2 separate regions of the Homo sapiens genome follow, and region 2 is linked to region 1. Evidence: chromatin contacts called from ENCODE Hi-C or POLR2A ChIA-PET data. All regions are on one chromosome and are shown on one strand. The core of a region is the stretch at or near the end of the contact, and the rest is flanking DNA. Distances in the headings are between cores, read along the strand shown. Region 1 overlaps ARMC9 (armadillo repeat containing 9). Region 2 overlaps LOC105376787 (a long non-coding RNA gene).

Region 1 (3,267 bases), core at 375-2,874:
AATAAATGCCTCGTTAGGGTGGGTCTTAAATACCATTGTTGGAGGAATTTGACTAAAATTACTGGTCTTTATGTACCAGAGCAGAATGCATCAGATTACTAATGTTAGAGCTCAGTGATAACTGATTACTTCAAGAAATTAAGAATGCCTCATAAAAAAGGCGCTCGAGCTGAGATGAATTTAGATGTCCTAATGCGAAGCTTCCCCATGGCAGCTTGGTGACCTTATGACATTACAAGATGCTTAACTGGAGGCTTTCGATACATAATACTCCAGACAAACCAGATTCTAAGCAACTGGCCTGAAAACAAAACTAAGGGTGACCACTAAATGCATTTGAAAACTCAGATTCTTACAGATAGAATGCAGAGCAGAATGTGTTCAGGCGGTTTTACACATGACAAGTGAAAGTATCCGGTGTGCTTTCCACTTGAAATAATTATAAGACTTCTATAAGTAGTTTAAATTTGAGACACCTTCTCAGAACGCTGAATTGTAAATCTCACTCTTTGTGAAAATAAGGGAAAAACACTCCACATGGGAGAGCGAGGGTGGACTGAGGTGACCAGGCCAGGCAGCGTGAGGCGCTGACTTCCCCAGTGGAATGGGCCCTGGCCACGTGTGCAGCTTTCCTCCTGAGCACGTGCCCACGACTGCAGATGGAAGCACGTCCGGGATCCTTGAGGGCTCCCCGCGACGCGGAGAAGTCTCCCTCTACATTCATTTCCCCATTCACAAAAATGCAGCCCAGGGTATGACAGTTGGTTTCACAACCAGACCAGTTCATTAAATAAGGATATGACAGAAACCGGAGAACCCAAACAACCTTTACTTCCCTAATTCTCCCAGTCTCTTGCTTTCGCCGCTCAGTTTACTTGCTTAAACTTTTTCTGTACTCTAAGCAAAAACAGCAAGAAATGTGGAGATGATGGCAAAGTCGCCCTAGGAAAAGCAGGGCTTATCGCAATATTTAATACACCCAATAAGAGAAGACCTGGAGGCTCAGTGGGACAGGAAGTGAAAGAGCAGAAAGCTTCCATGAGGTTAGAGGGAGAGGGACCCAGTGCCCCAGCAGTACCACAGACACCGCGCTTCACATGGAGAAGAGGAAGAGGGTAACCGAAATCAGGGCCCCTTCCAAACAGGATCCTAAGAGTGTGCTCAGGACACAACGGGCAAAGGGGAACAAAAGACCTAGGGACCAAGGCAGGGTATGTCCCCGCCCCAACCTGGAGCAAGTGAAGATGGGCTAGTTAAGAAGAAACCACCACTCCAGGACTGGACACACTCCTGACCCAATGAAGGGATTTTCTTACATGCCAGCAGGAATGTCATAAAGACAAAAAAAACTATTATTCAATATAATGTCTATGTTCTGAAATACTGTTTAGATGAATCTTAAAGTTTCACAGAAAAAACCTCAGGAAAAACTCCCAGGCTGCTGCTACCCAAAGTGTGGCCTGGGACCAGCCTCCTCCCACCCCTCCTTTCCCCACTGAGGGTGCTCTACTTCTCTGCCAGCTGCTTTCCATCCCCGCTCCATCCGGGCCAGCCCTGGCCTTGGCTCTCTCTAATTCTGGCCAGGCAGCACATGAGGAACCTCCACTCCAGCAGACTTCGGCTTGCCTCTAGACCAGTCAGGCCAGTCTGTCTCTAGATCGCAAGGGCGGCGTTAAAAACAGCTGACAGGCATTGAGTCTGCCTGGCACTTGACATGGATTGTTTCATTTGATCCTCACAAGCACCTGATGAAAAGGGTATTAATATTCTCGCTTTACAGATGAGAACACTGAGGCTTGGTGAGGTTCACCAGCTTGCCCAAAGCCACACACAGCTGGTAAGTTGTCAGGCAGGACTCAAACACAGGGAGTTAGCTTCTGAACCCTTTCTTGGTGTTCAGATTCTGCCAGTCACTGACTCGACATTCAGCAAGTATTAACCATGCATCTATCATTTTTGTGGGTCTCTGGCAGGTATAGAGAGGCTTCCATGCTTGGCCCCACCTGTTCCCTGTTGCCTTGGACTTGGAATAAGGACAGGAAGAGCATGCTGATCAAATGCACACATGATACAAGACAAGGATGTGATCCAATACCTCAGTGAGCTGTGACCATCAGCTCACCTGCCAATAAGATGCCTACCAGGGATTAAGACAGGTCCCAGCCTTGGCTTTAATGCCACCCCCTGCCACTGCCTTTTCTGGATTAGGCTTATTCTATATAGCTCCAGAAGAAAGACCAGCGAGTGGACACTATACGGAAGAAAAGGAAGGAAAGGACACTATCTTTTTTTTTTTTTTTTGTCCATGAGGGGCCACAGATGAACTTGCTGTTCACATCTCTGTCATGATGATTTATCCCTATTTTTACAGATGAAAAAACAAATATAAATAAAAATATAAAGGTAGACAGGGTCTTAATGAGTGAGGCTTTGAATACTACCGTTAGCAACTTGAGATTGTGCCAAGTGATGGGGAGCAAGAAAGTGTTTTAAAAGGCATCATGTGAATGTGCAAATGGGTCAGCCCTTTGGGGAGCAATTTGGCAGGATTTAGTAAAGATGAGACCCTCATCCCCCTGCATCAGCAATTCAACATCTAGGTGTGAGCTGCAGAGAAGCACTCAAGGGCATATAAGGACACGAGGATGAAGAAGCTCTTTGCTGCACTGTGGAAAACACAGGAAAGGAAGGAGAAACACACAGGGGCTTATTCTGACAATGAAATACTACATACAGCAGCTAAGTGGGTGAACTGGGTATTGGGATGAGTAAACCTCTAACACATAATGTTGAATGAAAAAAGCAAGCCAGTAAACAATTCATATAATACTAGCCACTTATGTAAAATTAAAAACCATAACAGTGTATATTATGAAAGTACAGAATCATCTGTGGAATTAATACACCAACTTCAAGATAGTGGTTAATTCTGGGGAGAGAAGGAGGGGAGGGAGAGGAAGGGATACAGCCACAGCTGTCTGTTATATTATTTTCTGTTCTTTCTGAAAAGTTTAAAATGTTCCCTAATTTAAAAATTAAGTGATCATGTCCCCGTGTGGTCCAAGCTCTGCTTTAAGAAGATGGTCTGGTGGCCACATGCAGGACAAGCTGGGAGGGCCAGAGACCGAAGGCTGGGAAGTTAGTACAGAGAGGGGTGTGAGGCTTAAGCCAGGATGTGGAGCAGAAAGGAAATGAAGGGGAAGATGAAAGTGACTTCCAGAACGATGAGCCACAGTGTGTAGACACCATCTGGAAGATGACAGCAAA
Region 2 (3,407 bases), core at 284-2,783, 220 kb before region 1:
AAAAATACAAAAAAAAAATTAGCTGGACGTGGTGGCGGGCACCTGTAGTCCCAGCTACTCGGGAAGCTGAGGCAGGAGAATGGCGTGAACCCGGGAGGCAGAGCTTGCAGTGAGCCGAGATCGCGCCACTGCACTCCAGCCTGGGCGACAGAGTGAGACTTTATCTCAAAAAAATAAAAAATAAATAAATAAACGAATAAAAAATTAAAAAAATAAAAATTAACTGGATGTAGTGGTGCGCACCTGTAGCCCCAGCTACTTGGGAGGCTGAGGCAGGAGAATTGCTTGAAGCTGGGAGGTGGAGGTTGCAGTGAGCCAAGATTGTGCCATTGCACTCTAGCCTGGGCAACAAAGTGAGACTCTGTTTCAAAACAACAACAACAAAAACAAACAAACAAAAACTGGGTACTAGTTATTAGCTTGGCCTAGCCAAGTTGGCATGTAAAACTAACATCTCAGTAAAATATATAAAACATAAAATCAAAATCCTTATTATATGATCAACTCCTGCAATCTTTGAGCCAGCCTGAGGCTCTCTGGTGTTGTTGCTCTGAGCAACCCTGTATGTGAGTGTTGGGAACATTAACATTGACCAACTGTCTTTGGGTTGAAGATGAGGGCGTTTGACGGAGGCTGAACAGGGCTGAATTTGTGAAAGAATAAAATTCCGGGCATTCATTTCCCAATCTCTGCCTGGAGGCCAGTGGCGGAGGCCGTGTTGAGCCCATAGCTCTCCTCTCTGCCTTTTGACTCTTGGCCTGTGCTTAGGGTGGCGGTCAGTGAGTTCACAGCCAAAATGACAGGGGCCTCGCTGGGCAGAGGACGCCTCATTGCACTGGTCCCTGTGCCTCCTTTCCCCTTGTTATGGGCTGAGCTACATCACCCCCAAATTCCTGTGTTGAAGTGTTAACCTTCAGTACCTTGGAATATGACTGTATTGGGAGATAGGGCCTGAAAAGAGGTAATTACGGTAAAATAAGTTTACAGGGGTGGGCCTTAGTGCAATATGGCTCACGTCCTTATGAGAAGAGATTAGGACACAGATATGTGTGTGCACAGAAAGACCCTAAGAAGACCCGGGAGAGAGAAGATGGTCGCCTGCAAGCCAAGGAGAGAGGCCTCCGGAGAAACCAAATCTACCGATATCTTGATCTTGGACTTCAGTCTCTAGAACTAGGAGAAGATAAATGTCTGTTGTTTATCCACCCAGCCTGTGATATTTTGTTGTGGCAGCCCTGGCAAATGAATACACCTCTTCTGTGAGGGGCCAGAAGGGTGTTCCTGGTTCCCTAATTTCAAGTCTTGGCTGTGCAATCTTTGCCTTCTCTTAATCGGAGAGTTGAAGATCACAGTCAAGGAGTCTGACCCTTCCCACAGACTCTGCTGAACTCTGCCCCACACCCTTCCGTAAACTCATTTGTCTCAGTCTTGGTGGTTTGTGTGGTCAGATACAGCCCAGCCACAGGAAGAGGCAAAATAAGCTTCAGGGGAAGTGAACACGTCCCACACAGCTTGCCTCTGGGGTAAGGGGCAGTGACAGGGCCTGACTGTTTAACGGTCCCTGCTACTGTTCCCAGGCCTGAAAATGTGTGTCAGCCTGTGTGCAAATCACATCAGGTGGATGCCTGATGGCTGAGGACAGCTCTGTGGCTGTTCTTGACTTTGCTCCACGCCTTGGGCAGTCAGCCAGGGGGACAGCACTCCTGGCCAGTTTCCCTACAGACAGGGCTCAGGGTCAGCTCTACCCCAAGGGGTTTCTTGATTTCCAGCCCAACAAGGGGGATTGCTGTGGCTTGGGTTTCTTCAAAAGGAAGACCTGGAAGCATGAACTTGATGAAATCGTTTATTTGATACGTAAGCCCAGAAAGCATGGTGAGGGGGTGGAGGAAGAGAGATAACGAAGAGAAGAAAGAAAATGAAGTGTGCATTCTGGCTGGGCCCGGTGGCTCACGCCTGTAATCCCCGCACTTTGGGAGGCCGAGGTGGGCGGATCACGAGGTCAGGAGATCCAGACCACCCTGGCTAACACAGTGAAACCTCATCTCTACTAAAAATACAAAAAAAAAAAAAAAAAAAAAATTGCAGTGGCCGGGAGCGGTGGCTTACGCCTGTAATCCCAGCACTTTGGGAGGCCTCGACGGGCGGATCACGAGGTCAGGAGATCGAGACCATCCTGGCTAACATGGTGAAACCCTGTCTCTACTAAAAATAGAAAAAATTAGACAGGCGTGGTGGTGGGTACTTGTAGTCCCAGCTACTTGGGAGGCTGAGGCAGGAGAATGGCGTGAACCTGGGAGACGGAGCTTGCAGTGAGCCAAGATCACGCCACTGCACTCCAGCCTGGGCGACAGAGCAAGACTCCATCTCAAAAAAAAAAAAAAAATCGCCAGGCATGGTGGTGTGCACCTGTGGTCCCAGCTGCTTGGGAGGCTGAGACAGGAGAATGGCGTGAACCTGGGAGGCGGAGCTTGCAGTGAGCCGAGATCGCGCCACTGCACTCCAGCCTGGGTGACGGAGCGAGACTCCGTGTCAAAAAAAAAACAACAGAAAATGAAGTGTGTATTCATTCCCAGGCCAGTCAGGACTATGGGCAGGCAACACGGTGGGGACCCCCTGAGATACCCTGTGGAACATGGCTTAGAATTGTCCCGCCCAGGGACAAGGAAGCTGTGGTGCATTTGTTACCTATTTTTATTTTTATTTATTATTTATTTTTTGAGACAGGGTCTGGCTCTCTTGCCCAGGCTGGAGTGCAGTGGCGTGATCTCAGCTCACTGTAACCTCTTGCCTCAGCTGCCAGAGTAGCTGGGATTATAGGCATGTGCCACCACACCCTGCTAATTTTTGTATTTTTGGTAGAGACAGGGTTTCACCATGTTGGCCAGGTTGGTCTCAAACTCCTGGCCTCAAGTGATCCACCCGCCTTGGCTTCCCAAAGTGCTGGGATCATAGGCATGAGCCACTGTGCCTGGTGTATTTTTAAAAACAGTTTTATTGATACATAATTCACATACCCATCGAAAGTGTACAGTACAGTGTTGTGTTTGTTGTTGTTGTTTTGTTTTGAGACAGAGTTTCGCTCTTGTTGCCCAGGTTGGAGTGCAGTGGTACGATTTTGGCTCACCACAACCTCCACCTCCCGGGTTCAAGCGATTCTCCTGCCTCAGCCTCCCCAGTAGCTGGGATTACAGGCATGCACCACCATGCCTGGCTAATTTTGTATTTTTAGTAGAGACGGGGTTTCTCCATGTTGGTCAGGCTGGTCTCAAACTCCCAACCTTAGGTGACCCACCCACCTGGGCCTCCCAAAGTGCTGGGATTACAGGCGTGAGCCACGGCACCCGGCCAAGTGCAGTGGTTTTTATTGCCACCATCTATGTACAATCATCATCATAGTCAATTTTAGA

What was found. Hi-C counts contacts between places; a loop is a spot of excess contacts on that map. ChIA-PET counts read pairs that join two places held with the same protein, here RNA polymerase II (POLR2A). Pooled maps may share reads with other maps.
Region 2: a loop to region 1 is called in a map with no recorded cell type, with 4 times the contacts of the local background. The contact joins two enhancer-like sites. A Hi-C loop is called at or near these places in 1 of 37 single-sample maps with no recorded cell type and 4 of 50 pooled maps. POLR2A ChIA-PET finds 5 or more read pairs at or near these places in 1 of 52 experiments (activated CD4-positive, alpha-beta T cell).

The regions. Positions count from the first base shown.
Region 1 is chr2:231,319,593-231,322,859 of GRCh38, reverse strand. All of the region lies in intron 19 of ARMC9 (armadillo repeat containing 9), which reads right to left. Among named protein-coding and RNA genes, the nearest start is that of MIR4777, 41 kb to the left of the region's middle. Within about 2 kb of position 1,624, at least 13 of the 41 ENCODE cell types and tissues checked have a DNase peak (open chromatin) inside an H3K27ac peak, as active enhancers do.
Region 2 is chr2:231,543,742-231,547,148 of GRCh38, reverse strand. All of the region lies in intron 3 of LOC105376787 (a long non-coding RNA gene), which reads right to left. Among named protein-coding and RNA genes, the nearest start is that of NMUR1, 15 kb to the right of the region's middle. RefSeq lists an enhancer at 1,049-1,248 and silencers at 1,257-1,551, 1,349-1,578. Within about 2 kb of position 1,533, at least 20 of the 41 ENCODE cell types and tissues checked have a DNase peak (open chromatin) inside an H3K27ac peak, as active enhancers do.